Linked DNA regions of Homo sapiens: region 1 is linked to region 2. Evidence: chromatin loops called from intact Hi-C (ENCODE). Cell type or tissue: Caco-2. All regions are shown on one strand. Links, peaks and the distances in the headings refer to the core of each region. The heading gives the core; the rest is flanking DNA. Region 1 holds the start of LOC107986594 (a long non-coding RNA gene). Region 2 has its middle 46 kb from the start of LINC00951.

The links. A loop is a pair of places that touch in the nucleus more often than their neighbours do. Peaks named below come from ENCODE experiments on the same cell type or tissue, not always from the same donor. Only the 100,000 strongest peaks of a DNase experiment are listed, where the experiment ranks them.
Region 1: it touches region 2 in a loop (10-fold over the local background); 25 of 110 quality-filtered maps call a loop at or near these places.

The regions. Positions count from the first base shown.
Region 1 is chr6:39,340,667-39,356,229 of GRCh38, reverse strand. KIF6 (kinesin family member 6) reads left to right here. Exons shown (of 23, transcript NM_145027.6): 20 at 9,704-9,754; 21 at 10,441-10,530; 22 at 12,415-12,521. LOC107986594 (a long non-coding RNA gene) reads right to left here and starts at 4,979. Exons shown (of 4, transcript XR_001744111.2): 1 at 4,819-4,979; 2 at 4,282-4,339. LOC105375047 (a long non-coding RNA gene) reads right to left here. Exons shown (of 3, transcript XR_926774.3): 3 at 13,529-13,591. It also overlaps the pseudogene ANKRD39P1. RefSeq lists enhancers at 1,726-2,225, 10,890-11,391, 12,066-12,903, 12,886-12,935. In Caco-2, for the core only: a CTCF peak has its summit at 8,213 (motif pointing left); a DNase peak (open chromatin) is centred at 8,219.
Region 2 is chr6:40,302,706-40,318,268 of GRCh38, reverse strand. No RefSeq gene overlaps it. Among named protein-coding and RNA genes, the nearest start is that of LINC00951, 46 kb to the left of the region's middle. RefSeq lists enhancers at 9,111-9,677, 9,678-10,245 and a silencer at 13,254-13,437. In Caco-2, for the core only: a CTCF peak has its summit at 9,380 (motif pointing right); a DNase peak (open chromatin) is centred at 9,408.

The DNA.
Region 1 (15,563 bases), core at 4,805-12,804, 960 kb after region 2:
CACTCTACCTCTGTGGCCTTTCTCTCAGAAACCCATAACATCAGTCAAAGAATGAGGAAAACATCAGACACATCCCAATGGAAGGACACTCTACAAAATACTGACTAGCATGCCTCAAATTGTCAAGGTCCCCAAAAACCAAGTGTGAGACTCGGTCACAGCCAAGAGGAGCCTAGGGAGACACACCACCGAGATGTAAAGTGGCGTCCTGGGTGGGAGCCTGGAACAGAAAAAGGCTTTAGGGAAAAACTAAGAAAAGTCCAGTAAAGTATGGCCTTTAGTTAATAACAATGTATCAATATCGGTTCAGTGATTGTGGCAAATGAACCACACTAAGGTAAAACTGCCCGATAGGGGAAGCTGGGTACAGGCTACATGGGATCTCCATGCACTATCTTTCCAACTTTTCTGTAAATGTAAAACTATTCTTTAAAAAAAAAAAAAAAGTATTCTTAAAAAACAACTATTGTCCAGGCGTGGTGGCTCATGCTTGTAATCCCAGCATTTTGGGAGGCTGAGACGGGCGGATCACCTGAGGTCAGGAGTTCAAGACCAGCCTGGCCAACATGGTGAAACCCCATCTCTACTAAAAATACAAAAATACCAGGTGTGGTGGTGCATGCCTGTAATCTCAGCCACTCGGGAGGCTGAGGCAGGAGAATCGCTGGAACCCAAGAGGTGGAGGTTGCAGTGAGCCGAGATCGCACCACTGCACTCCAGCCTGGGCGACAGAGCGAGACTCTGCCTCAAAAAAAAAAAAAAAAAAAAAAGACTTCTTAAAATTAAAAGGCCAGCCAGTGAGCCCTCAACACCAACCAGGTTGAGATTTTCCTTGGACTTTCCCAGATCCTCCAATCTGGCTGTTGGTGCCAGCACTTCAGCCTGTATTCTAACTTTTTGGAGTGACTTTGTTTTTATACTTAAAGAAAAAAAATGTTTAATGTATATAGATACATATATATGTGTATATATATAAAACAGATCAATATGCAGAATATAAACAACTCCTATGGATCAATGAAATGAAAAACATTCTTTTTTTCTTTGAGACAGGGTTTCACTCTCACTCATGCTGGAGTACAGCAGTGTGATCACGGCTCACTGCAGCCTCGACCTCCTGGGCTCAGGCAATCCTCCTGCCTCAGCCTCCTGAGTAGTTGGGATTACAGGCACGTGCCACCATACATGGCTAATTTAAAAATATAGATATTGTTTGTAGAGGAAGAGTCTCACCATGTTGCCCAGGCTGGTCTTGAATTTCTTGGCTCAAGTGATCCTCCCACCTTGGCCTCTCAAAGTGCTGGGATTGCAGGTGTGAGCACCACACCTGGCCAACATTTTTTAAATGGGCATGGGCAGGCAGTTCATGGAAGACAGGTGCTCAACTTCACTAGTCATTAGCAATGCAAACTAAAACAAGGCAGTAGCACTTTTCTACCTATCAGACTGTTGAAATTAATGAAATCATGGTATAGCAGCAAGTGCTGATTGCATGGTGGGGCAGCGGGTCCTGTCCTAGGCTGCTTGCTGTGGGCCACTCTCTCAAGGGCTTTCCCAATGCTTACCCAATTAGTGACCACCATGACTTTGAGGCCAGGCCCTATTATAACCATTCTCAGCTTCCAGATGAGGCAACGGAGAAGTAGGTCAAATGACTTGTACCAAGGTCATTCAGCTAGAAAGCAGCTTTTGTCACCTATTCCATATTTTCTTCTAGTTCCTACATCATTGTGTGTTTTTACATTTAGATCTTTAATCTTGCATTGTGTCTTTGCATATGGGATGAGGTAAGGACATAACTTCTTTTTTCCAAATGGATAGATGTCCCATGTGAGCCAGTTTGGGATATGATCATCTGTCCAAGCCTAAACACTTTCAGCCCCACCAAACCTACTCCCTTGCTTCCACAGTGGCCAGACTGGGGGTCTCCCTGGGTCTTCTAGCCTCAGTTTCCTGCCCTGCAGTATGGATGCTGAACAAGATGGGGGCTTAAAAACCTGGTCTGTGTACCCTGCAAGGGCAGCCTGAGACAGGAGGGTGGCAACTCAGCTAGCCAGCAGGTCACCGTTGCAGGGCAGCAGGTCACATGCTAGCCATGCCTTCCATCCCAGATGGCCTTCAGGGCTAAGCTATGTTGCAACAGGAGGGAGCAAATGTCCACGTGACCGTTCTCAGGAGCCTTATGTAGGCTGGTCATTGCCATCGTCATCTATCAATCTGGGCTTGGACCCATGTGAAAACAGAGGCCATGCAATGTCAGTGTGCCCTCAGTAGCAGTCCTGCTGCAGAGCAGTGGCACCCCCATGGGTCTGGGCATCACACTTAGCTCCACTTAGCAGTAGGAACTGGCACACAGCATAGTGCCCATTGTGGCTGGCATAGTGCCATCCTGAAGTCCATCTCTCCAGCATCTGCTGCATGCCGGACACCGCACTAGGGAAGGAGCCACTGGGTCCATCTGCCCAGGGCTACAGCACCGCCATCCCAGACCCAGTGCCCTCTCACTGCCTCACATTCTGGTTTTAGGACACATCTCCTATGTGAGCCCCTGAGCCCAGGGTCAATAACTGACATGATGTGTTTTGTTTGGCTAGCCTGGTGTTTTGGAAGACAATGCAGATTCATGAAAGAAAAAATTGATGTTGGACTTTATTTAAAATTAAAACACCACTCTGCAAAAGATATTTTTAAAAGAATTAAAAGACAAGCTACAGACTGGGAGAAAATATTTGCAAAACATATATCTGATAAAGGACTTGTATCTGAAGTATACAAAGAGCTCTAAAAATTCAACAATAAGAAAATAAACCACTCAGTTTAAAAGTGGGCAAAAGATCTGAACAGCCACTTCACCAAAGAAGAGATACAGATGGCAAATAAGTACATGACAAGGTACACAACATCCTGTGTCACACAGGGAAATACAAATTAGAACAACAATGAGATACCACTACATACATATTAGAATGGCTAAAATAAAACAAAAAATGACAATTCCAAATGCCAGTGAGGATGTTGAGCAATAGGAACTCTCGTTCATTGCTAGAGGGAATGCAAAATGGTTTTGCACTCCCACAGCCACTTTGGAAGACAGTTTGATGGATTCTTGCAAAGCTAAATATGATCTTACCATACAATCCAGCAATTGCATTTTAGTTATTTACCTAATTGAGGTGAAAACTTATGTCCACAAAAAAAAACAGAATATGATTGTTCATAGTAGCTTTTTGTATAATTATTTATAATTGCCCAAAACTGAAAGCCACCAAGATGTCCTCCAAAAAGTGAATGAATAAACAAACCGTGGAATATTATTCAGCTATCAAGTCTGGGTGCAGTGGCTCAGGCCTGTTATCCCAGCACTTTGGGAGGCCAAGGTGGGTGGATCACTTGAGGTCAGGAATTCAAGAGCAGCCTGGCCAACATGGTGAAACCCAACCTCTACTAAAAATACAAAAATTTGCCAAGGATATTGGCATGCACGTGTAATCCCAGCTACTTGGAAGGCTGAGGCAGGAGAATCGCTTGAACCGAGGAGGCAGAGGTTGCAGTGAGCCGAGATCAAGCCACTGCACTCCAGCCTGGGTGACAGAGCAAGACTCCATCTCAAAAAAAAAAAAAAAGAGCTATCAGGCCATGAAAAGTGATGAACCTGCAATGCATATTGCTTAGTGAAAGATGCTCATATGAAAAGACTATGTATTATATGATTCCAACTATATAACATTCTGGAACAGGCAAAATTATGGACACAGTGAAATAGTCAGTGGTTGTCATGGACTTGTAGGGAGGAAAGGATGAATAGATGGAGCACAGGGAATTTTGGGGGCAGTGAAACTATTCTGTATGATATTGTAATGTTGCATAGATGATGTCATGCATTTGTCAAAATCCATAGAGCTGTACAGCACAAAGAGTGAACCCCTGCATAAACCATGGACTTTAGTTCATAATAATGTATCTATATTCATTCACCAGTTATAACAAATTTATCACACTAATACAAAATGTTAATAATAAGGAAAACTGAAAGGTGGGGAAGAGGAGTATAAGGGAATTCTCTGTACTATCTGCTCAATTTTCTGTAAACTTAAAACTTCTCTAAATAATAGTCTATTGATTTTTAAAACTGCAGAAGCAGAATAACTAGGCAGCTGCACTATGCCATGGCAATGCAGGCAGCTTAGCATTTGTGCCCTGCACCTGGCCCACTCCATGCATTCACCTGGGCACCTGCCAACCTCTAGAGGCCAGTAAATTTGAATTCCAACCCCTGTATACCTGCACCTTCCACACACGGAGCCCTCTCGCTGAAACTCCAGGACTCCACACAGCACATCTGAAAAACACAACGAGGAGGATTCAGCTTCCTCAATCATTGCTCTGGCTCTGTGCTGAGCCCTTGTGTATCTGCCCCATGAGAATAAGCTCTCCTTTCAGCTGTGAGGCTCAGAACCCCTGGCTATTTCTGTACCCTCTTTTCTGATCTCTTGGGTAGCTTCTACTGGTAGCAATATCCTGCTCAGCGAGTAGAAAGCCCTGTCTCTCATTTTTCCTTTGGCTTCAAAGACATTGAAGTGTGTACATGTGCATGTGTGTGTGTGTGAGAGAGAGAGAGAGGGGCAGGTGTGTCAGCAAGGGGCCCGACAGATGCAAGGTAGAAATACACTATGCTTGCCCAGGGACAGTGGTTCATGCCTGTAATCCCAGTACTTTGGGAGGCTAAAGCCGGTGGATCGCTTGAGCCAGGAGTTCAACACCAGCCTGGGCAACAAGGTGAAACCCCGTCTCTACAACAAAATATGAAAATATCCTTACCTCCCCACAAATCCATAGCCGGGCGTGGTGGCACATGCCTGTAGTCGCAGCTACTCAGGAGGCTGAGATGGTAGGATCTTTTGAGCCCAGAAGGTCAAGGCTGTAGTGAGCCAAGATCTGCACCACTGCACTCTAGTCTGGGTGACAGAGCGAGACCCTGTCTGAAAAAGAGAAAAAAAAAAGAAAGAAAAGAAATACACTGTGCTTGCAAAAAAAAAAAAAAAAAAAAGTTTAATCCTAGTGTTCAGAACCTTGAATTTGAAAGGTGTGCATCAGATCACCCACAGGAGCTTTTCCAAAAATCCTGCTCCCAGAGTCCCCACCCCCACCCCAAGCCCCTTCGGTGACTGCTGGCAGAAGGGTCTTGGGGAAGATGGCTCTCAGCCAGCCCTAGAGCGCTGTTCAGCCCTGTCCCCTGTGGTTGCTGCCGGCGAGCTGGTTGGATGCTCTAATTCCTGGGCAGAGATCACTGAGTGTCCTGAACAGTGTTTGTTAAAACACCTCAACTTGAGTGGCTGGCTGCCCCATATTTCCTCCTCCAACAGTTGTTGGAGTGCCAGCATTCCTGGATGGGACGGTCACACTAGGCAGGTGAGAGGAAAAGTAACCCCGCCAGAGACTGGAAAGGAAGAGCTCTAGGGGCTCCACCTCTGACAAAGAAATCCTTGCCACTTGCTTTAGATGCTGGTAGTAACGGGCCTACAGAACTCTGCCACGGTAAGCCAGGTAGGGAACCCTGTCTCAGGCCATCATGGCGTCTCAGACATTCCCTGTGAACATCTCACGTGAAGGATTCGCTGTTGGCATTCCCACGTTCCCAAGGGAGACAGCACTGGCCTTCTCCTCTGACGGCAATAATATCTCGTAGCCTTTGTAGAGGGCCCTCCTGGGCCAGGTGCAAAATACATGAGCACTGTGCCTACTATCATGGTCCCCCACTTTACAGGTGAAAAAATTCAGGCTCAGAGAGATGAAGTAGCTTGCCCAGGGTCACCAGCTAATCAGTGGTGAACTCAAACCCAGGCCTGTCGGAGTCGTGCACTCCCCTCATTCCTCACAGCAGTTGTGTTTAGGATCAATGACTGCCTTTTAGGGACACATGTCCATAATGTTATCTAGTAGGTGTTGGCATTTACCAGCCCACATTTTGTAATATTTTGTACAAGGCGCTTTCTTTATGTGCTTCCCACCACCAGATCCTCCTGCCTGGGGTATCCGCTCTTCCAATGTGTCCACACCGTCTGATTTTCCCAAGAGGCCAGGATTTTTAAAGGGTAAAGCTGTGTTTCCTTAAAAGGCCAACCTTCTAAGGTGTGGAAACCCAGAATTCCCTGTGACTGGCCCTTGCCATTTCAGCTGAGAAACCCAGAGTTCAGCCTCCCCATTCTGTAAATGAGGACACTGAGGCCCCGAAAGGGAATGAGATGCTTTAACTCTGTAGTTAATAACACAAAGAGCCACAAATTAGGCCAGGGATGATGGCTCACACCTGTAATCCCAGCACTTTGGGAGGCCAAGGTGGGTGGATCACGAGGTCAGGAGTTCAAGACCAGCCTTGGCCAATATGGTGAACCCTCATCTCTACTAAAAAGACAAAAATAATTAGCCAGCCATGGTGGTGCGTGCCTGTAGTCCCAGCTACTCAGGAGGCGGAGGCAGAAGAATCGCTTGAACCCAGGAGGTAGAGGTTGCAGTGAGCTGAGATCACACCACAGCACTCTAGCCTGGAGACAGAGCAAGACCCTGTCTCAAAAAAAAAAAAAAAAAAAAAAAAAAAAAAGAGCCACAAATTAAACCTAGACCTTCACACTCCATGGCAAGTGCCTTTTCTTCCTTCCACCCACTGCTCCCCCTGCCCTCTGCCTGCCTCCTTCCCTCCTCCACTCGCCTCTTCTCCCATCCCTCCCTCCACTGTCAGCTCTGCCTATCTCTATTCCTGCCTTACATCCCCCTTCTCCTTTTCTTCCTCCTCTCTGCCTCATTCCCTTTGTCATACTCCCTTGCAGCCAGGGCTGCCTCTTTACTGCTTGTTTGTTGATCATGCCGCTGCCAGCCTTTATCCGCCGGCATCTCCGAGAGAGTCCATGGTGGAATAGGTCTAAGGAGTAGCCCCTGGGCAAGGCCTCCAGGGACTGTCTGCTGTGCCACCCATCAGAATAGTGCTCCTTCCACCTTGTCTTGGCCTTGGGCATTCCTGGAGATTCCTTAGGTATTCCAACTTAAGATGATTCCTGGATGTGCTTGCCTAGAGACCTTTAACCCTGCAGTCGAGAACCCTGGACTTCAAAGGTGTGTGTCACGTCATTATTGACCACCTCCAACAAGTCCCCTTTATTGAGATTTGAATCACATGAATCCCAGTCATGGCCCCTCCGACAGCACACCCTCGGGCAAGCCAGCTCCCCACTTTGGGATTCCCTTGCCTCATCTGTAAGATGTGCAAAGGTCCCTCCGACACGGTCACTCTGTGAGCAGATAAATGTTGCCCGGTCAGTGCCCGGTCAGAGCCGCCAGGGTGAGAGAGCGAGGGCCCAGCGGCTGTTGCTGCCCGAGCTCCAGAGCGGCTGCTCCTGAGAATTGCCGCAGGTGGGGAACTGGGGGTAGCGGGGCGCTGGTCTTCTGCTCATCAGGTTCTGAAAGAAACCTGATTCATCACTTCCCCAGGGATGCTCAGGTCCTGGAAGCTGATCCCACTAAACACTCTGATTGGCAACCCAGAAGGCCTAATTACTATTAATATGGCTTATTAATCCTTATTAAGGAAGATACTTCATTCTGATGGCTGGTATGTTCTCTCTCCAGAGGGGCGTCAACATGAGAAATTAATTCGGTGTCAAAGGCTGGTTGGGCAAAGGGAGAGGGCAGAGGTCATTTATGGCATCATCCCCAGAATTACAGAAACCAAGCTGTGGCATCCAGGAACAGGATGCTTGAGCAGCTTACAGGTTTGAGGAGTCATTTCCCTCGAGAGCCCCCAGCCTTCCATTGCACTGCCCTCCTGCATGAGGTGGGGCAGCTGGGCCTCCGCAAAGAGTACTAGATGCCCCTATTGGCCACGGTGTGATCGTGCCCTTCTACCCTGCCCCATCCATCTCTCCATCCTCTTCCACCCCCTCCCACCTTTCAATAGTTTGGCACCTGTGAACTCTCCCTGGAACCTGAGCCAAGGCTCCACTGGGAAGCCACTGAGTGAATGAGCCATTTTTGTGCCAGTGCCTTGGTCTTGCAAATTTGCTACAGCTTCCAAACTGACCTTGACCCGTTGTCATGAAAGCACTTGCAGGATGGAAAGCCCTTTCTCCTTCCCTTCTCCAGGCTGCACCAGGAACCACTCAGCAGGAGCCTTGAGAATTGGTTACTGTTCTCTGAAGAAAAGCGTGCAGAGCCTGCCACCTGGTGGCTACCTCTGGTCCTACATCGGTCCTCACTAGACCCAGCACAGGGATCTCTGCTTTCCCACCATGAAGGGCACCTCGTGGAAAGTCTCTCCACTGCTAGGAAATGGACATTGGTGGGTGAGGGGGGGCTTCCCCAGGCTCTGGTGTCTTTTCTTGCTTGTTTGACCACAGTCGTGACCTATGGAAGCAGCCTTGCCATTGGCTGAGATCGGAAGGCGGAAGGCCAGAGCCGGGGAAGGGGCCATACTCATGAGTGAGACACGCAGTTTGTCAGGTCTGTAGAGTACCTTGGACTGAAGATGCAGACTCCGCGGAGCCGGCTCACCTGTCTCTAACCCTAGCCTGCCTCTCAGCCCAAGTGTCCCCAGAGTGTAAAAGGAGGGTTGTACCCAGGTGACTTCTTAGGCCTCTTCCAGCTCTGAGGTTGTCTCCAGGCAGGAAGCGAGGAAGATCTCCTTACAGCACAACTTAGAGTAAGGACCTTGTAACCACAGGCATGTGGAATACACTGGCCTCCAACCAGCCGTGTCCACGCGCCTCTTCACCTCCCAAGAGGAGCTTCTGGGTTCCACTGCACTTGGCCAGGAATCCAAGGCAAGGCGCACATGTCAGCAGCCTAGGTGAGCAGGCACAGCTGCATCTAATGAGCTGTTGGATCTGACTCCTCTCTCAGCATGAAGCTAGGTCCCAGGGGCAGGCAGTGTGGTCAGGGGTAGGCCAGCGTGTGTTCCTAGAATGCCACAGAGTCAAGCCCAGTTAGAAGGCATTGTGGCTGAGAGCACAGGTTCTGAAGCCTCAAAGAATCCTGAGTAGTTCCCGATTCTGCCACTTACCAGCTGGATAACTTTAGAATTTCTTTAATCTGTCTAAGCCTCAGTTTTCTCATGTATAAAATGGAGACGATGACATCTACCTCTTAGGTCATTGAGAGGATTAAATGGCATGATATTTGCAGAGCACTTTCACGAAGCCTGGCGTGTCTATCAATGACAGTTGTGGCCATCGTTTGTTGTTCAGCTGCTACAGCCAACAGATGCATGCTCTAACAATGAAAATTACTGTGTAGGCCGGGCACAGTGGCTCACGCCTGTAATCCCAGCACTTTGGGAGGCCAAGGTGGGTGGATCACCTGAGGTCAGGAGTTCAAGACCAGCCTGGCCAATATGGTGAAACCCCATCTCTACTAAAAATACAAAAAATTAGCCAGGTGTTGTGATGCATGCTTGTAATCCCAGCTACTTGGATGGCTGAGGCAGAAGGATTGCTCAAACCCAGGAAGCGGAGGTTGCAGTGAGCCAAGATCATGCCACTGCACTCCAGCTTGGGCAACAAGAGTGAAACTCCATCTCAAAAAAAAAGAAAAAAAGAAAATTACTGTGTAAACCATCCAAGACAGGACTCTTGGCTCTTGTCTTAGTCTGCTCAGGCTGCTATAACAAAATACTATAGACTGAGTGGCTCAAACAACAAACGTTTATTTTTCACAGTTCTGGAGGCTGGGAAGTCCAAGATCAAGGCACTGGCAGATTCGATGTCTGGTGAGGACCCCCTTCCCGGTTCATAGACAGCTGTCTTCTCGACGCATCCTCACATGGTGGAAGGGGCAAGGGAGCTCTCCAATGTCTCTTTTATAAGGACTCTAATCCCATTCATGAGAGTTCTACCTTCATGACTTAATCACCACCCAAAGGCCCCACCTCTACTACCATTACATTGGAGATTAGGTTCAACACATGACTTTTCAGGGACACAAACCTCCAGTCCGTAGCACAGCAGATTTAGTTCCTGCTGAGGGCTTCCTTCCTCGCTTGCTGGCACCTCCTTCTTATTGTGTGCTCACATAGGAGAGAAAGAGAGAGAGAGAGAGAGAGAGAGAGAGAGGGAGAGGGAGGGAGAGGGAGAGGGAGGGGGGGAGGGAGAGGGGGGGGAGAGAGAGAGAGAGAGAGAGAGAGAGAGAGAGAGAGCACTGTAGTTTCTCATCCTCCTCTTATACCTATAAGGACACTAATCCCAGTGCAGGGGCCCTACCCTCAGGACCTCATCTAAATCTATTCACCTCCCAAAGGCCCCACTGCCCAATGCCATCACACTGGGAATTAGGGTGTCCACATAGGGATTTTGAGAGGACACATTCAGTCCATAACAGCTCCTAGATATAAACCCTGAATTTCCTTCTATAAATTTGCCCCCATTCCTTTTGCTTTTGTTTGTTTGTGTTTTGCAGTGATGTGAATGCCAGGAAAATCCTGCCCTCGCCTTGCCCCAGTCCACACAGCCAGAAACAGAGCAGCACCAGCACCCCACTGGAAGACAGGTCTGTGGTCTTCTCCTGTTATGCCTGTGACAGCCCCTGCAGTGGGCGGAGTGGGCCTCCATCTCCAGTCTACTCCCCGAAAAAGCCCCTCGTCCAGTAGCCACACAGACAGAACCCAGGTCTGGCCTCTGCCCTGGTCCCCTGGGAATTCCCTGGAATCTCTCACACAGGCCAACTCAAAGCGGGGAGGTTTTCTCCCACAGTCACCAGGGCCCTGTGTTGGGCAGAGTTGTTTCATATCTTCTTGTGAATAGACGTACCTGGGGGCCAGAAAGGGAAAGAGCCAGCCCAGGGCAGCCCCACCACAGAGCAGAGCAGGGAGCTGACAAGCCTGGCCTGAAGACCCAGCAGCATTTGCTTCCAGGCTTACCAGAGTTGATCAGCACCATGGGCATTTGTATCCTCCGGCTAGAATGGCTGCTCAGCCTCTTTCACCAGCACAGCCTCTGCCCTGCCTGCCTGGACTCTGCTTTAGTGCTTCCGGCTGGCCTGCAGCGGGAAAGCCAACACCCAAACTACCTGCGGGAATGGCCAGCCCCTTGTTACATACCGTCCTTACTGCCTTCTAAGGAAGTGGCTACCACCTCCTGCTGTGCAGAGGCACAGGGGTGAGGATGGACGGAAAGTTGGCAAGGCCAGGCAAGTGTACTGCTCTGAGTTTGCTGAAGGGGAATGCTATATGGAGAAGCTGGATGGAAAAGGGGATGGGGGAGGGCACACACAGCCCTCCCTTTCTAAGGAGATTCCCACACAACACTTCTACTTACAAATCTCATTGGCCAGCACCTGGTCACCCGGCCACACATCGCAGCAAAGGAGTCTGGGAAAGGTAGTTTTTTTAGTTGTGGCAACTTAGCTAAATATGATTCTGTTTTTAAGGAGAGACAGGAGAACAGTAATCTCTGCCTTGAGGTCAACTAGCTAAGCCACGTGGGGAATGAGGGTGCTCTGAGGACACAGCACTGAATGATATGACATCTAAGCTGGGCACAGAAGTTGATGGGCCCCAGGTTAAGGGGTGCTGGTTTGGGTAAATCAGGGATGGGAGGACAAGAGTGGTGGTGGTAAGAGGATAGAGAAGGCAGCGAGAGAAAGCACAGCCGCCATGTGACGGGTGGTGGGGAGGGCAGTCCAGGGAGAGGAAGCATCAGAGCAAAGGCCCTGAGGCTGGAAGTGGCTTGGTAAATGCAAGTCACTGAAAGAAAAGGGGGCAGCTGGAGCCCCTGACCCGGGGTCATATCATACACAGCCTGGTAGGTCATGGGACAGAGTTTAAGTTTTATTCCATGAGTGGTGAAAAGCCACTAAAGGGTCTGTATTAGTCTGTTTTCACACTTCTGATAAAGACATACCTGAGACTGGGTAATTTATAAAGAAAAAGAGATTTAATGGACTCACAGTTCATGTCACTGGGGAGGCCTCACAATCATGGTGAAAGGCACGTCTTACATGGTGGCAGCCAAGACAGAATGAAAGCCAAGTGAGAGGGGAAACCTCGTATGAAAACATCAGATCTCATGAGACTTATTCACTACCACGAGAACAGTATGGAGGAAACCGTCCCCATGATTCAGTTATCTCCCACCTGGTCCCTCCCACAACACGTGGAAATTATGGGAGCTACAGTTCAAGATGAGATTTGGGTGAGGACACAGCCAAACCATATCAGGGTCTATGGCAGGGAATGACTTGACCCAATTTGCATGACAAGAGGCTTAGTGTGGCTGCCACACAGAGAAGGTAGGAGGGAGTGAGAAGCAGGCCAGCCGTGTCATGTAGCTTTCTGAGTGAGATCAGTCACCTAAAATGGAAAAGCATTTTGGAAATATAAGTGGTGAGTCCAGTTGTAAAGTGTAGTAAAATGTGACACGTGGTTGCCTCCAGCATCCCCAAGAGGCCAGTGTCGTCCATCCCTCTCACCGGAGACAGCCAGACGGACTCGGACATCATCGCCTTCATCAAGGCCAGACAGAGCATTCTGCAGAAGCAATGTAAGTGCACCTCCCTCGGTGGCTCCTCCTGGGCAGCAGGTCACCAACACTTGTGGGGAGCACACAGTGAGGTGGGAGGGGAGTAGGGAGTTTCCTGCATATTCCTGAAGCCACAGGACTGGCCTGCCTGTCAGTCACATGTGCCCAGCCTCTGATTCCTTCTCGAGAAAGCCTCAAGGGGCAGCATCAGAAACACCAAGACAGGCCCAAGTGGGTGGGCGGCCCAGGTGCTCCTGTCCCTCTTGGCAGAGCTTGCTCTCTGTCTCTTCCAGATCTTCAGCTCCTTTGTTCTCTGTTCCCAAAGTCAGCTGTCTCCTCTGCTCAGGCTTCTACAAACAGGAAGGGGCTGAGTGATGTTTTGGTAACTCGTTGAACCCCTGGCTTAAAGTCTCACTCCCCTATCAGAGTGTGGTTCTTGCCAAAGAGCTGTGAGTGTAAACACTGCTTGAAGGCCCAGGCCCGAGGACACCATAACAATCACAGAGGAAGTAAGAGTGGCGTGTCAGACAACAGGAAGAGAAGAAGGCTCTTCTTGGTCTGCATCACTGCCCCCTCCACCCCCAGCCCCGTCCTCTTGGCAGCTGCCCATCTCCCATCTGCTGTGGCTGGGCCTTTTCTCTTTCTGCCTTCCATCCCCAACACACCCACAGGGCAAGCCCCAGGGCCCCTTACCCCAGGCCTGCATTTTGTCTTAGCCTCCTCCCCATAACCCAAAGGCTACTAGGCAGGCTTAACATTGCCTTCACATTGCCAGAAAGGCGCCCCCACCGTGATGGTATGGGCTGGCAGATTCGATGTATAATGACTGATGCCTGCCCTGTGGCGCCTGCACTCAGCTTCTCCACCAGCCGTGTGCAGTTTGGGCAGGAAGAGGTTTGTGCATGGATGGAGCGCCGCAACTGAGAGCCGGCCTTGGTCCTGTACTCGCCTTGCTTGGCCGCCAGCCTGCTTATTTACTATCCTCTCTTCACCACCAGGACCAGCAGCCTCAGCAACACTGTCAGGTCCTTTCTTAAGCCTGAGACAGCCCCACCTCTGCTGTGATCTTGTCTCATTCTCAGTTTCCTTGTCTAAAAATAAAAAAAAATAAAAAAAAATAAAAAAAAATAAAAAACTGGATTCAGTGATCTCCAAGTCCCCATCTATGCCCCAAATACTCTGATGATAGGTATCAGGCACTGAACAGCAATGAACAGCCAATCAGTCAGCAAACACTGTATATGTTGGGTGCCTTCTTATGCCAGGCACTACTACTAGTGCTGGTGCTACAGCAGAGAACAAGACAGAACCCAGCACGTGAGAAACTGACATTCTAGGGGGAGGAAGGAGACAGACAATGAACACGTCGACAAATACGTAAGATTGTTTGAGGGGATAATAAGTGCTATGAAATAGCTAAACTATGTAATGTTGTAGACAGTAACTGGGAAGACTGCTTTTAGCTGGGTAGGTTGGGGAGGCCTTGCTGGAGAAGATAACTTTAAACTGACAGCTGCATCATGAGAATGGAGCAGCTACGCCGCGTTCTGGGAATGCACAGTCCTAGCAGACAGAGCGGAAAGCGAGAAGCCTGAAGGGGAAGCTTTGCTTGGCCACAGGGTGGGAAGGAAGCTAGAGTGGCTGGAGGGCAGGGAGCAAGAGCACAAGGGCCAAGTCACACCAGCCTTATGCACAGGGGAAAGAGATTTGGATTTTATTCTGGATAGAGTGGAAGCCCACTGAATAATTTTAACCATGGAGTGATATGATGTGATTGATGCTTTAAAAAGCTCACTTTGTCTGTCACATGTAGTGTAGATTGTAGGGGCCAAGGGTAGACCAGTTACCAGGCTACCATGAAAGTGCCAGCAAGGGATGATTGTGGCTTGGACTCACCAGTAGACCAAATATGAGATGCAAGAGAAAGAGGAGAGTCAGGGCACCTCCTGGGCTTTTGATCTGAGCAGCGAAGAGAATGGCAGTGCCATTTACTGAAATGAGAAAGGCAGGGAGGCATGACCATCAGAGGCAAGGAGCTGGAGGGATGGAGAGTTCTGGCTGCCCTTTTTGAAGTTTCAGATGACATTTGATGTCCAAGAGGAGGTGTCGAGTAGACAGGTGAGCATCAGTGGAGCTCAGAGAGAAAGTCTAAGCTAGAAAAAGAAATATGCAAGTCATCATGTCTGGTTGGTGTCTGAAGCCACAGGACTGAGTACAATGTCCTCTGAAGACCAGAGATGGAGGTATTCAAATTGCTGAGAACAGCCCCCTGGGGTTCTCCAACAGTTGCGGAGAGAGAGGAAGCAGAGATGCTGAGAAGGCACTGCCAGGGTGCGAAAAGGAACAGCAGATAAGTGGGTATGGCCTCAGGCACAAGCTGGAGAAGCACAAGCTGGAGAAGCACAAGCTCCAAGGGGAGACGGGCCAGTAGAGTGTGGCAGGATGGAATGTGGACCACTGGCCATTTTGCATGTCAGGGTGATCATGGACAAGCACCATTTAGCCAGGGGACTGGGAGTGGCTGGGGAGAGGGTGGAAGGGAAAGAGGCTGAGGCAGTGAGCAGATACAACCCCTCCAGGGGGTTGAGCAGTGACAGGAGCAGAGAACTGGGCTGGAGCTAAAGGGAAGCAGGAGCCCAGAGGGATGCTTTAAGACATGCTCACGTGCTGAAACATGCATAGAGAGGGAAACTGATGCTGTGGTGGGAGAGGGGAGCAGAGCTGCAGGAAAAACTTCCTTGAGAAAGTAGAGGGGACAGTGTGTGGGGCACAAGTGGAGGAAGGCTTGGATACGCAGGATATCCTTTGAGCTGAGATATCCCTTCCCCTGTAACAAATCCATAGAAACCAACCATCATTCCTCCCCTCAAGAAGCCTACAAGCAAGCAATATCTTTAAGTTACATTCACTAAGCTTTTGTACATATAAGAGATGTGATCATCTAACTCTCTCCAAACAGAAGAGGCGGAAGTCCAGGTCCCTGTCAGAGTGGTGTCCTCCTGCTAACACTGTCCCCAGGCAGTGCAGAGAGCTGGATTGAAGGGCAGGCACTTTTATTAAAAT
Region 2 (15,563 bases), core at 4,672-12,671:
AAGAATAGCATAGACTTGAAGGGCTTAGAACTTTTGTCTATCAAACTTGTGAATGAATTTTTTTAATTGAGGTATGATATACATAAAGTATACGGAACATAAATGTACAACTTGATGAATTCTTATCTGTGTAGAGACCTGCAAAATCACCACCCCTATCAAGATATCTAGTTTTTGAGCCTCCCAGGCTTCCTGATGCTCCTTTCCAGTCTCTACCCACCCCAGAGATAACCACTAGTCTGGTCCCCGTCACCAACATTAGCTTTCCCTCTTCTTGAACTTCATATAAGTGAGTGTACATAGTATGTTCTTTTTTGTGCCTGGCTTCTTTTACTCAACAAAATATCTGTGAGATTCATCCATGCTGTTGCAGGTAAAAATAGTCCATTCTTTTTTTTTTTTTTTTTTTTTTGAGATGGAATTTCGCTTTTGTCTCCCAGGCTGGAGTGCAATGGCATGACCTTGGCTCACTGCAACCTCTGTCTCCCAGGTTCAAGCAATTCTCCTGCCTCAGCCTCCCGAGTAGCTGGGATTACAGGCACACACCAGCACACTTGTTATTGTTTGAGACAGGGTCTCGCTCTGTGACCCAGGTTGGAGTGCAGTGGCATAGTCTCAGCTTACTGCAGCCTCAAGCTCCCAGAGTCAAGCAATTCTCTCATCTCAGCCTCCCGAGTAGCTGGAACTACATGCAAGCACCATCACACTCAGCTAATTTTTGTATTTTTAGTAGAGACAGGGTTTTGCCATGTTGGCCAGGCATGGTCTCGAACTCCTGACCTCAGGTGATCCACCCACCTCTGCCTCCCAAAATAGTGTGTTCTTTTTCCTTGCTGTGTGGTATTCCATGTATGAATATGCCACAAATTATTTATTCATTCTATCGTGGATAGATATTGACTTGTTTCCAGTCTGGGGCCATTAGGAATAAAGTTGGTGTGAACATTCTCATGCATGTTTTTCCATGGCCATAAGCCATCATTTCTTTAGAGTAAATACACAGCAGTGGAGTTGCTGACGCTCAGAAATGGTTTAACAGTGTGGTTAGATTATCTATAGAGCTGAGCTGATACGGAGTGGTCAGGAAGGCTTATTTCAAGTGCCCACTCCAACACTGTGTAACCTTGGGTAACTCACTTTCCCTTTCTGAGCCTTAGTATTCTTCACTAGTAAAATGGGTCTAAGAATCTATCTCTTGGCTGTGTGTGGTGGCTTGTGCCTGTAATAACAGCACTTTGGGAGGGCAAGTCAGGTGGATCACTTGAACCTAGGAGTTTGAGACCAGACTGGCAAACATGGCAAAACTCTGTCTGTACTAAAAATACAAAAGTTAGCTGGGTGTGATGGTGCTTGCATGTAGTTTCCAGCTACTTGGGAGGCTGAGGCGGGAGAATTGCTTGAGTCCAGGAGCTTGAGGCTGCAGTAAGCTGAGATTGTGCCACTGCACTCCAACCTGGGTCACAGAGCGAGACTCTGTGTCAAACAACAACAAAAAAGATTAATATCTCTCAGGTGATCAACAGGGGAGACAAGCCTTGTTGAGTGCCTTCGACAGTACCTGGCACACTTAAGAAAACGATAGTCCCTGTCTACTTTCCTTCTCCATTCATATTTCACTTGACCAAGCCCAGCCTCTCCTCAAGAAAAGGGTGGCTTAAAATCTATATCTGTGCTCATCACCCATAAGCTGGTGAGGCTCTGTAGGTGAGGAACCTCATGGTGAGGACCTTCAAAGCTGTCCCTGTGCTAGAACAATCAGCCCTCTGTGGTGGACGTGCATGGTTCATTCTGCCCAGAACAGTATTCCTCATCTTCCTAAATGCACGTGGTTCTGATGAGAGCTGCTAACCACTGGTGCCCCACCCCTGTTCCATACCCCAACTCCAGCCACAGTGATCAGCCCAGGATGGCTCACATGATGCAGGCCTGGCGAATTAGACCCTTTCCCTAGAATTTTCAAGCATGAGCTCAGAAGAGAGAGCCCTCTTCTGCCTGGCCAGAAAGTTTCCAGACGGATGTGTGTTCAGAACTGGTCATTGATCAGTTTCTCAACAACTCCGACCCGTCTACCTACAATGTGGAGAAAAATGGTGAGATGAGACTTCACACAGGGAAAAGCTGGGAAGTAGAGGAGAGAGAGGGAAAGAGGCAAAGCTTCTGACAGTTGTGTCTGTGGCTCCCGGTATTCTTTGCTGGCCTTCATCGTTATTTGGTTTCACGAGACAGTAAATCTCTCATTCTATTTAAGCTACCTTGAGTTAGATTTCTGTCAGCTGCTCCCATGACAGTTCTGACAAATATATCCTATACGGAGGGTTTAAACCAAAGCCCTCGCAGGTATTCTCCTCGCCTTTCTCAAGCTACAGGTGTAACAGCTCTCTGCTTATGAAGTAGAGGCCAGGGGTCACATATTAGGCACACAGCAGGTGTGCACCCAGCCCTGTTGTGGGCTCTGGGTGTATGGAAGGCAGGTGCATGGCCTGGGCACTGACCTTGAGCTTTGCTGCATCCGTGTACAATTTCTTATAACTGCTTTCTGATTTATGCTTCCTTCCTTGGCATGGTATTGATGAATGGAAGATTTGAAAGATTCTCTACAGCCATCTATTAACATGCCCTCAGGTAATTCAGGAAAGAAATGGTGTTCTGTTTTCAAGTGATTGAACTCCAGCCACATTTTATTTTCGGTAGCATGCCCAGATACCTAAGCAGCCACTCTGGCCTGAGCTTGGAAGTGGATGTGTTGGATGCAGGGAGATCAGCCCTGCTTGACTGCTGCCTTCCTAGGTGGTCCCTGAAAACTATAAAATTGTGTTACTAGCAGTTTTAATCCAGGGCAGGTGAGGAGCGCGAGAGGGAGTCAGACACATTGACTCTGACGCTAAGGCCCAAATAGGATTGAGGAAGGAGGGTTCTGTTCATTCCTGCTCTGGTCACCAAGGGACACCCTAATGGATGATTAGACCAGCTGCCTGGCATGGCTCCTGTGAGAGGGCTGCCCGGACACCAGCTGTTATGGATTACATCACTTGGCTCCAATTATTTGCTTCTCCTGGTACTCATGCCCTTTGCTGTGTAACTTTGCCACCATTATGTCACCTGGTGGGGTGATATACTCCATCTCTCGACTCTGGGTTTGCCATGTGACTGGCTTTGGCCAAGGAGATATTTGTGGGTAAAATACAACTGAGGCTTGAAAAGGTGCTTTCTTGAACCACTGACCTTGCCATGAGAATATGCCCAGTACAGCCTGTTGGTGGATGAGAGAACATGGAGCAGAGCCAAGTTTCTCAGTCCCGCTGGCCAAGGGTAGCTTGCAGCAGCCGATTGCTAGCCCACCTCCAGGCTCCAGGCATATGAGCAAACCTGGCTGGGATCAGAAGAACCATACAGCTAAGCCTCACCTAAATCACTGACCTACTGTGTAAATGTTCATGGTTTAAAGCCACTGAGTTTTGGGATGGTTTCTTAGATAGCATTATTGTGACAATAGATAGCAAATACAACAGCTCTAATGTAGAGATTGTCAAACCACACATTTGCAAACTAACCAGGTAGAAAAGAATGCTGAACTACTGAGAAAGCTGAGTTCATTATTTCCAGGAAACAGATTTTTGGAGAATTGCTTCTTAAGGCCTACAATAACTTAAGGTAGATGTTAAGCCATTTTCAGGTTGAGGAACATACTTACTTTAAGAAAAAAGATAAAATAAACTTGTAATTTGCTTATGGAGATAGCACTGAGAGTTACTAAATGGTTTAGAAAGAACTTTAGTTGTTAGTCATATGGAATATTTTTCTTGCCAACAGGTACAAACCCAGGCACAATTTTTCTTTTTTTATGAAAATTTTTTTGTTTCCTTTCATTTATTTACCTCCCTCTTTGAACACAGGTGCCCACTCTTTTAAGGCTGCTTGGGGTACCTCGCATAAAAAAGAAGGTAGTTAAGAAAACTAACTTAGGTTAAAATGTGGCAAACTTTTACACATTGGAACACTGGAACCAGAGTAGAATATAGAGCAAATGCTTCTTACAAAATCGTTTTGTTTTTTTCTTTTTTCTTTTCGATAAGGTCTAATTCTGTTGCCCAGGCTGGAATGCAATGGCACAATCATAGCTCTCTGCAGCCTAGAACTCCTGAGCTCAAGTGATCCTCCCACCCCAGCCTCCCAAGTAGCTAGGGCTACAGGCACATGCCATCATGCTTAGCTAGCTACTTTTTAAAATTTTTTGTAGAGATGGGGTCCTAAAATACTTGCAATAGTAAAGGAAAGGAAAAGTGGGCTTCAGGGGAACTGGAAAAAAATCTATGCTGGCCATGGTGGCATGTCCTTAAAGATTCATATTTAATCTAATAAACCCATGTGAAATTTGCCAGTGATTCTGCCTTGATGATGTCACCAGGAGCCTTGCAGAAGCAAACACAAATCTTTTCTGAGGAATATACTCTAAAGGCAGATCTCAAAGAATTTTCACAGATAAAATGCTGACAGGGCACAAGCTCACAGTTTAAAATCCCCAAACCCACAGGGAAACAAGCCACCATGAGTAAGAGTAACAAAAAATGTTTAAAAAATAGGAAGCATTGTAATAGTTTGTTACCCAGCATATTAGGGTTATTTAGAGAAACAAAACCAAAAGGATATATATAGATATACAAGAGGAGATTTATTATGAGAATTGACTGATGTGATTGTGGAGGCCAAGGAGCCCTACAAAGACGTCTGCAAGCTGGAGAACCAGGAAGGAGGTAATGTAATTTACTACAAGGCTGAAGAACTCAGGATGGGGTGGGATGGGGAGGACGGGTGTTAGTCCTTGAGTCTAAAGAAGCAGAACCAGGAGCTCCAATGTCCATGAGCAGAAGATGGATGTCTCAGCTCATGAAGCAGGGGTAGCCTGGGGGGAGTTTGCCTTTCCTCCACCTTTTTGTTCTATTTTGGGCCTTCAATGGATTAAATGATGCCCCTGCAAAATGGTGAGGGCAGATCTTCTTTACTCCGTCTATAGATTCAAGGGCTAATCTATTCTGGAAACACCCTCACAGACACAGAAAGAAAGAATGTTTACCCGCTATCTGGGCAGCCCTTAACCCAGTCAAGTTGATGCATAAATTTAACCATCACACCGAAAGTAGTATGAAAGTAGTATGTTTTATATGTTTTAAAATTAAAAGGGGACTCAAAGTGTGTCAGATCTATGAAAAACAATAAAAATGGACTGGATAATTTGCAAAAGAACTAACTATAAGTTTTATAACAAAAAATAATTGATGTAATACACTCAATGAAAAGGAGAAATAATAGCTTTCTTGGTGAAGCAAAAATATGTGAGCTGGAAGATAGCTTGGAATTGGCCCCACTGCCTAGGAAACTGGTCCCTGGAATTCAGAGTCAGTCTGGAGGCTGAGTGTTGCTGGGAGGATGGCTGGCAGCTGGGCCCAGGCCAGCAGCGCCTTGTGACATGCAGGGAGATGGGCAGATGGAAAAGCACCAGCCATTCTTCTTTCTGTATCAGCGAGGGGCAGGTATTGTGGGGACAGAGAAGTTGGGAGAGGTCTGGCCTGGCAGATAGAGCCCAGCAATAAAATAAGGGTATGTCAGAGAAGATGACCCAGAATCACACCAGCAGACACAGCTGGTGTTCTGCTTATCTACTGCTATGTGAGAAGCCACCCCAAATCATAGGGGCTTAAAACAACAATAATCATTTATTTTGTTCAGGAATCTGCAGTTTGGGCAGGAGTTGGTGGGGACAGCTTGCCTCTGCTTTACATAGCATTAGCTGAGTGACTCAACTTGGGGCTGGAAGATCACGTTCAAAGTGACTCACTTGACTGCCAAGTCATTGCTGGCTGTCAGCTTGGAACTTGATGGGCCCTCAGTTTATCTCCACATGGGTCTCTCCAAAGGCTAACTGGGCTTCCTCACAACATAGCGGCCAAGTTCCCAAAGAGAAAGGCAGGAGTGCATGACACTTGTATTAGCGTCAGAAGCTACATTTTGTCACTCTGGCTACATTTTCTGGGAAAGGCAGTCACAAAGATCTGTCCAGATTCAGAGAGGGAGTGTGAACGTTCTAAAGATCTTGCTGTACCATCTTTGGAAAACACAATTTGCTAAAGGTGATGCCAATCCAGGATCAAGTGATGGTTGGAGACCTAGATAAGTAGTCAATCAAGCTGTCATCCCTGAGCTGGGAATCAGTGGCAGAATTACAGTCCCTACTCAGGGGAGCTGACGAAGAGCAAGGCCAAGGCTGAAAGTCGGGTTTTTAGCAGATGGTATAACACAGTGGTCAAGACCAGAGACTCAGGGCCAGAGAGCCTGTGTTTGAATCCTGGCTTCACCAATTAATAGTTTATAATCTTGGGCAAGAAACTTAAAACTCTCTTTGCCTCAGTTACCCCATCTATTAAATGCGATAACAACCATACCTATCCTATAGAGTTATTGTAAGAATTTGGCAAGTTACTATAGGTAAAGAGCTCAGAACAATGCCTGGCTTGTGGCAAGGGCTGTGGGAGGGTAAACTAATATTGTTAATAGGCTCCTAATCCTTTCCTATGAAATAACCTAATAAGGGACCAAGTTGCCAAATGGTGTATCAGAGCTCAGAAGCGAGACAACCTTCCAGTCGTGGGAACTGGTACACACAGTCTAACCCCTCCAAAGCCTGCCTACCTCCCATCATCATGGATCCTGGCACCAACATTAGGGCAGGCGGAGCCCCTCCCTGGGGTGGGAGGGGGTCTGAAGAGAGAAAGGAGGTAGGGCCTGACCAGGAATCCTTGTTGAAATGAGGGCGGTGTCCTTGGAGCAGAGTGATTTGCCACACAGCTCTGGCCTGGAGGTCCTGCCAGGCTTAGAGGCAATACCAAGTCCAAACACTATAAAATTATCTGCGATGTTGTTTGAGCAGTAAAAGTGGTGAAGAGACCTGAGGCTACTTAGATACAGAACAACTGTTTTCTCCTTAATGAGCCACCATACACAGCGTTTAATTAAAACTGCAGGAGCATCCTGAGAACTTGGACCGAGGAGCGTGGAAGTTATGGTGGCAGTCATCGTGTGTCAGGGCTGGGGTGACTCCCTGAGACTGGACACAGTCACATCCTCCTCCCTGAACTCCTTTCATGTAGATCCCATGTCTACTACCATGTCTCCTGGTTCCCGGTGAACTGTCTTAATCCTTTTCCCTCTCGCCATCATTCAAGAGCACCCGGTGAATAGTCACACTCCACTAGCTTCAAATATTTACGGGCAACATAGAAAAATTACTTTAGTTTCCTGAGCCTCAGCTTCCCCATCTGGAAAGTGAGGATAAGGATTCCTTCTTCATGGAGCTGTTGCGGAGATCAAATAAGATACACGCAGGAGTGGCCTGACTTTCACCCACTTACACCCCTGGCATTCCTGACCAGAAGGATTGAAACCAATCTTGATGCACTGATCTTGATTCCTGACCAGAAGGATTGAAATCGATCTTGATCCGCTGATCTTGACTCCTGACCAGGAGGATTGAAACAAATCTTGATCCACTGATCTTGACTCCTGACCAGGAGGATTGAAACCAATCTGGATCCACTGATCTTGATTCCTGACCAGAAGGATTGAAACCAATCTTGATGCACTGATCTTGATTCCTGACCAGAAGGATTGAAATCGATCTTGATCCGCTGATCTTGACTCCTGACCAGGAGAATTGAAACAAATCTTGATCCACTGATCTTGATTCCTGACCAGGAGGATTGAAACCGATCTTGATCCACTGATCTTAATTCCTGACCAGGAGGATTGAAACCGATTTTGCATTTGTTATCCAAGCCATGTCCTGTGAGATGCTCCTTGGATAAGTGGTTCCAAATTCAGATAGGTTTGGGAAATGTTGTGCCCTGCATATACCCCTCCCCACTGGGGGCTGCCATGCACATGGTCATTTTAAAGAGTCTAAGAAGTCCTGATAGAAAAAATTCTGCTTTGCTGAACCCAGTGTTTTCTGAAATTTCTCACCATGGAAACTTTATTTTATGTGTATTTTTCTTTATTTGTTTCACCCATTAGCATCATTGGGACCATCTCTGGAAAACACAGGGGTGGCATAAATCACATGTGCAAAGTTGTGCCATCTCTCTGAACTCATTTCTCATCTAAAAATGAGGATAATCAATGCCCACCTTGCAGGGTGCCATGAAGATCAGAGGTAGTGAACACAAAACACCCAGCCCAGGGCCTGGCAATCAGTGGGAGGGCAACATGCATGGACACTGGGATGAGGCAGGGAGGACGCAGATGCAAGGAATGACACCATGGGATGCAGATGCTAAAGGCGAGGACCAAGGGCAGGGTCTTGACCACCAAGGGCAAGACCACCACAGGCCGGTGGGGGCCAAACCAGCAGATTTGAGACCTGGAGTCTGATATAGTTTGGATGTGTGTCCCCTCCAAATCTCATGTTGAAAAGTGATGGGACCTAGTGGGAGGTGTTTGGGTCATAGGGGAGGATCCATTATGAATGGCTTGGTGTCATCCTTGCAGTAATGAATGAGTTCCCACTTTATTAGTTCACTCCAAGAGCTGGTTGTCAAAAGGAGGCTGGCACCTCCTCCCCTCTGTCTTGCTCCCTCTCTCTCCATGTGACACACCTGCTCCTCCTTTGCCTTCTGCCATGAGTAAAAGCTTCCTGAGACCTCACCAGAAGCTGAGCAGATGCCTGTGCCATTCTTGTACAGCCTGCAGAACCATGAGCTAAATAAATCTCCTTTATTTATAAATTACCAAGCTTCAGGTGTTCCTTTAGTAATGCAAAACAGACTAACACAGGGTCCTTACATCTCCCAGACGAGCATGGGGATTGTTCCCAGTATTACAGGCAAACTCAGTCTGCGGGAGAGGGATCTGTGGCCTTGCCAGGAGCTGGGAGGACTGCTGGGCACAGGGAGAGATTGAGGAGTCATTTACCAACCCCTTCACTTCACAAATATTTATTGAACACTTGCTAACTGTGAGGTAATCCTAGCTACACAGGATACATCAGTGAAAAAAAACACAGCTCCTGCTTTCCTGGAGCTTACACGAACAACAAATAAGCAAACTAATAATATTTTAGATGATAAGTGCTACAAAAAATAAGGCAGGGTTAAGGAGAGTGGTGGTGCTATTTTACACAGGGTGGTCAGGGAAAAGCCCTTTTGAGGAGGTGATGTGAGCAGAAAGTGGCAAGAGGTAAGTGATTACACTCATGACCCATCATCATTATCATCACATCATCACCATTATCATCACATCATCACCATCACCATCATCATCAAACCTCCTCCATCATCCCTTGGAGTAAGTGCCTCTCAGGACAGGCTTTCCCAGGGTGTAGTTCCAACAATGACCACGAGGTGGAGGAGTGACTCTAACCCCGTCCAGGGGCTGGGCGTTGGTTGACTATCTCAAGCCCCCAGCCCTAGATCCTGTCAAGGTTGAGAGTCGTCTCAGGCCATCTGCAGCCATAGGAATCCCATGTAGTTGGGTTGCCAGCTTGACTGTGTGCGGGGGCTTTGGCTCTTTGCCACCAGTGAGGTGCGAGGAAGGGGAGGGAGAGCCACAAGGAACATCTGGAGAAGCCGAGCCAGGGAAGGGCACACAGCCCCCTGCACAGGGTCCAGGGGTCCTGGGGCTGCGGTGGGCGTGGCCACCAAGAGAGCGGCTCCAGGCCAGGCTTGTTCTGTCGGTGACTGAAGGGTCTTTAAGGCATTCTTCTGCCTTCAGCTACGGGAAGCAGGTGAGGAAGCAGAATTGGAGAAGGAGTGAGGGGGTTGAATAGCCAGGCTGGAGTGAGGAACAGCCTATCTTCGTGTGTTTTACGCCTTGCTGGCACTCCTATAAATTTGTCTTAATGTTGGGAGAGGGCAGCTGTGAGCCTGCTGCCTGCCCCCTCTGGAGAGAAGGGGACCCTCTCGGGCTGCCGCCCCTGTTATCCCCTGGAAGCTGGCTACAGGACCAGCGTCCAGGAGATAACAGCCCAGACCCCCTGTTTGGGGTCTTTTCTGAAAAGGGCCAAGCCTGGCTTGCTCTGCTTCGCAGCCTCATCTTGAAGATTGATTATCTTCCCTGGCTCCTTCCAGCAAGGCGGAATGGTGGGGTTTCTAATTTCGCTGGCGTTTTGCTCCTTGATATCATGTGAACAGATGCTGTAAGGTTTTCTCTGAAGACTCTTAGGTAGGGAGGGAGGGAGAGCCTCCTGGTGAGGTTCTTTGACTCTGTCCGGGAGGAGGAAATCCATTTCTCATTGCTCTGTGATTTCACACTAATCTGCGAATGCATGCACTGATGACTTAGGGTGTGGTTCTACCCCTGCCCCGACTTTCCTCTTCTGCAAATGGGGTGAATAATGCTTACCTTGTGGAGTCATCTGCATGACTCAGTAGCTTAGCACTTGTAACACAGCACCTGGGACCAAATCAGGGCTCTATAAATCGTAACTACTTTCATGTGTAGGAAGTGCAGGTCCTTCTTCATACGTCTATAATATTGTGTATTCCACAGAACAATCCCATTTGGTGCCTTTCTTTTTTCTTATTTTATTAATTTTTTTCACGTAAAATATCTGAAAACAATCTTCATCACAACAGAGCCAAGCACTGTATCAATACTGGAAGGAAAATAGGAATGTCTCACCCCCTCATAAACACACAGACACACACACACACACACACCCTAGAGTTAACTACTGGTATAAGTTTGGTATTTATCTTTCCAGACTTTTGTTTCACCAATACAGTTCTTGGGGCTGTAAAGCTTAGTTCCATGTCAGTGAGCATTAGGTGGAGATAACCCTCTGAAGAAGCTTATTGGGGAGTGTGTAGACACAACTCTTTCTCTTGGCACCACTTAGTTCCATATCAACCTCAATGTGTGAATTGCAAATGAGCTTTACTTTAAAAGGCCCTCAAAGTGGCTTGGCAACACTTTATAAAACATTGGTATTAATTCCTAGAAGGTCAAAGAGGCGTACGTGTGTGATTCTCTAACTCACTTTTCTACTGAATGACTGTGGCCTCCATTCCCAGTTCGGATTAGGGGATGTGGCTGCAGAGCCACTGAACATGATTTGCTTCCTGCCAAACAGAGAGGATGTGCTGGCTGCATGCAGGTGGAGTCAACCCCGAGTGCTGGGTTTTGAGCTCTGTGTGAGCAGGGAAGAAAGTGCCCTGTAAACTCTAGGGACTAGAGTCCTGGCCACAGAATCACAGAAGTGGGCCCTCCATCCCCTCTCCACTTGCCACCTTCACTTTCCTCAAGCCTCCCAGGGGCTGGAAGCACAGCACATGCTGAGCATGCCCTGTTGAGCGTCTGTAGGGCGTTCTTCACCAGGCTGCATGACTCATGTACACTCTCTCACACGTCTCTCATGTGCATCTCATGCCAGCTTGAGGAGGTGGGTACCATGATTAATATTCGCCTTTCATGGATGGAGAAACCGAGCTTGGAGAAGCAATGTGTTTACCCAGGAACTTACAGCTAAAATGCAGCAGTACTGGGACAGGAGCCTGCTTGGTTGAAATCCCAGTTTCAACAGTGGGACTTGTTCTTGTCCTCTGTTTTCTTTTACTTCTTCAGTTGATCCTTTTATTTTTTCATCCATAAGTAATATGTCAGTATATACTGATTATATGTAAAATAAAAATGCCACTCCTCTTCAACTCCCATTGGTCCAACCCTCTCTGCTTAAGTGACCACCATTATTTGTTGAGTGTATCCTTCCAGATCTTTTCTGTACACATAGAAATACACACAGAGTTGCTATTTTAAAAATATAAAAGGAATCACACTATACAAATACTTCTGCGACTTTTTTCTTAACAATGTGTTTCTTTCCAGATTCATATATCTGGACCTATTTCCTTTTTTAAATGGCTGCACAGTGTTCCATAGTATGCCCATACCATGATTTCACTAGAACCTTATTGATGTTTGATTTACTCAATGTAAACTAAAATAATAGTACCTGCCACATAGGATTATTGTTAAACAAGATGATGCATGGAAATTGCTTAGAATTAAGCCTGACATATAGTAAGTGCACATGCACACACATACATGCACACACATCATATACCTATTGGCTTTCATAATCTTTATCAACATCATCATCAATATTATTGATAGATGTTAATATTGTTCCCAGTTTTTTCCATTCTAAACAATGCTAGTGTGAAGATTTTTCTGCTGATATTTTGTATGTATGTGTGTTTGTCTATGAAATAGATTCCTGGAATGCTGGGGGACAGGAGGTTGAAGGGTGGGAGGAGAGAAGAGAGAGGTCAAGGTGTTCTTTTCCTGCTCCAGCCCCATGCCTCTGGTATTGGCATTGTTCTAAAACTACAGCTCCCATGGGGTGGCCCCTCTTTCAACTTCTACCTCTTTAGCCCCTTCTGCCTCTTTAGCCATAGGAGAGGTAACAGCTTCCTGCTGCTGCCAGCCTTGGGCACTTCATCATCCCTTGCCTATTCCTTTAACTCTGTGCATTTCTTTACAAGCTGATGCTTTATTTAATTGCCATCATTTGAACCATCAGGGTGTAAATTCTGTGTTCTGCCTGGGTCTTGGCTGAAACATTAGCCTTTTTATTTTTCTATAAATTGCCTGTTCATATTCTTCACTTATTTTCTATAGACTTGCCTTTATAATTATTTATAAAAACCCTACATTACAAATGTCAATATTTTGTTAAATATAGTATAAATGTTTTATCTGAGTCTTTATCTGCATGCAGCTTTATCTGCGTGCAGCTTCTCTTCTCTCAGCTTGACTTCAGCGTCTTTTCACTGTCCTTTGCTGGAGCCTCCACCTTGGCCCTTCCTCCAATGCTGGGTGCAGTTCCGAGACCCTCTATTCTTCCCTACCTGTACCTTCCTTTGATTCAATGATTTTAACAACCCCCTACCTGCTGCTGCTCCCCAAATTTATATCTCTAGCCCTGGCTTCTTCAGTGGTCTCCAGATTCCAATATAGAACCATCCACTTGCCATCATTGCTTGGATGTCCAATGACATCTCAGACTTAGCATGTCCCAAAGCAGAAATCTTGATTTCCCCACCCTAGACCTGTACTTCTCCTTGTCCTCCCAGTCTCTATATGGCATTGCCTTCCACCCATTGCTCAAGTCCCCCAAACTAGGAGTCATTCCACTTTTTCCTTGTCCTTCACATTTCACATCCAAATGAAAAATAAATCATGTTGGCTCCAATTCAAAAGATAACTCAAATCTGTTCTCATATCTACATCTCCACAGCCTCTGCCCCACTCCACACTGCCACCATTGCTTGTGTGACCGATTGTAGCAGCTTCCTAACTAGCTTCCTGCCTCTTCTCTTATGCATCCAGGATGAGGTTTGGTTTTACCATGAATTGTATCAGTCATTCTCCTGCTAAAATGCCCCAGTGACTACCCATCAAACTTAAAATGGTGCCTGTTTTATCAGAGTTCATGAGCCTCACTCCATGTCCAACCCCCTGTCCTTGGAGTCAGCCATTGGCCTTCACTCCATTCCCCGGCCATGCTGACCCATGACCCTGCTGCAGAGTATGGCACCTGCTGTCTCCTTCGTGCCTGAGATGTCGTGCCCTGGGTCATGCCATGGCTGCATCCTTCTTGTCACTCCGTCTTAGGCCAAAGCCTCCCTCATCAGTACAGTATTCCTGTTCACCTGATCTAGACGACATGTCTCTCATGCTTGCTACCATATCACACTCTTAGTTTCTTCAAAGTAATGATCACTACCAGAAATTACATTGTTCATTGTTGTGTGGGGAGGCTGAGGGCCTGGATTCTGGAGCCCAAGCACCTGGGTACAAATCTCAGCTTCGCTATTTGTGGCTATGGGACCTCCAGTGACCTATCTGGTCTGTCTGTGTCCTACTTTCCACATTTGTGAGATGGGGATGATGTCAATCAGGGGTCGGCACACAATGGCCCATGAGCCAAATCCAGCCCGATGCCTGTTTTGTTCTACCCTCAAGTTAAGAAAGGTTTTTACATTTTTAATTGGTTGGAAAATCAAAAGAAAAATACTTTGTGACACATGAAAATTAAATTTCATGGTGCCCATAAAGTTTTACTGGGGCACAGCCATGCCCGTTCATTTACGTTTTGTCTACAGCTGCTTTCACACTGCAATGGCGGAGGTGAGCAGTGGTGACAGAGATTATATGGCCCACAAAGCCTAAAATATGCACTATCTGGTTCTTTACAGAAAATGTTTGCTGACCTCTGATAGAAAAACCTGTCATCTACAGCTGATATAAGTGGATAAATCTATGTAGAGTTCTTAGAACAGTGCCTGATATATATGCATGTAGAGATATATAGATGGATAGAGATATATGTGCATATCAGCAACATGCACTGTTGTTACTTAATATCTGCCTCCCCTTTACCGCCCACCCGCTAGCACATTCTAGGATGATGGAAAGGCTCTCTATCTGTACGGTCCAGTGCACTAGCCACTTGTGCCTATCAAGCCCTCGAAATGTGATTAACGTGACCGAGGAACTGCATTTGTAATTATAGTTATTATAATTAATTTTAATTGAATTTAAAATGCCACATGTGGCTAGTGGCTATCATATTGGACAGGGCCCTGAGAACATCCATGCTTGGCATATGGTAAGAGCTCAATTAATGGCAGCTACACTCATTTCCTCCCTCTTCCCCTTCTCCCAGCCTCTGTTCTCCCTCTCCTCTCTCCTCTCATGGCCCTGGGCTTTTTCTTTCCTCTTTGCATCACTTTCTGTTTCGGGATCACCCCTCCTTTCCCTGCTTCTGTCCCCATCCCTACCCCACCCCCACCTAGCAGGCCCCTTACTCAGTGCCTTTTGACATCCACACCTCATCCTCAGCCGACTTAGCTGTCACTGTAAATCAGCCCCAATCATTCGCCATCTGGTCCCAGCCCTTAGCACAGAGCAGAGGGAGCCAGGTGGATTATGGCTGGAGGTGGGTGGGGTAACCAGGCCCCTGGGGTGGCAGCCAGAGATGCTCCATAATTTCCAAGGCTGGCATGGCACTCATGCTGCGCCTGATGCCAGTAGTTTGTGCCAGGCCTGAATGGACTGCCAGTCACAGAGAAGCCTGGGCCTGGAGGGTGGAGAGTGGCCCCAGGCCTGGCTGCAGGTGCTGCAAGTGGGCGGCAGATGGATGGTGTGGAGGCGGCAAGGAGAGGGCTGCTGGGTAGCGTCTCCCTCCCGGGAGCATGATGTTAGGGACTTAGGGCCTCATTACCATCACTGCGGCTGTGCAGCCTTCATCAGCTACAGGAGAGGCATTAGGGCAGCCTTCTTGAAGAGTGAAGTTCCCATCTAGCCACAGCCTGTGCTAGGCCACTTTGCAGCCACCAGCCCTCCCCTCACACAGAGCTCATTGGCAACAGGGTACCAATGCTGCCAAAATCCTTGGGGACAGGCCTGAGGCCATAGCAGGAAGGTGCCAGGTTAGACATGAGCGAGGGGAGACAAGGGTATAGAGCTCAGACAGGACATCTGAATAAATTGTGATAAATGAATGAATGAAT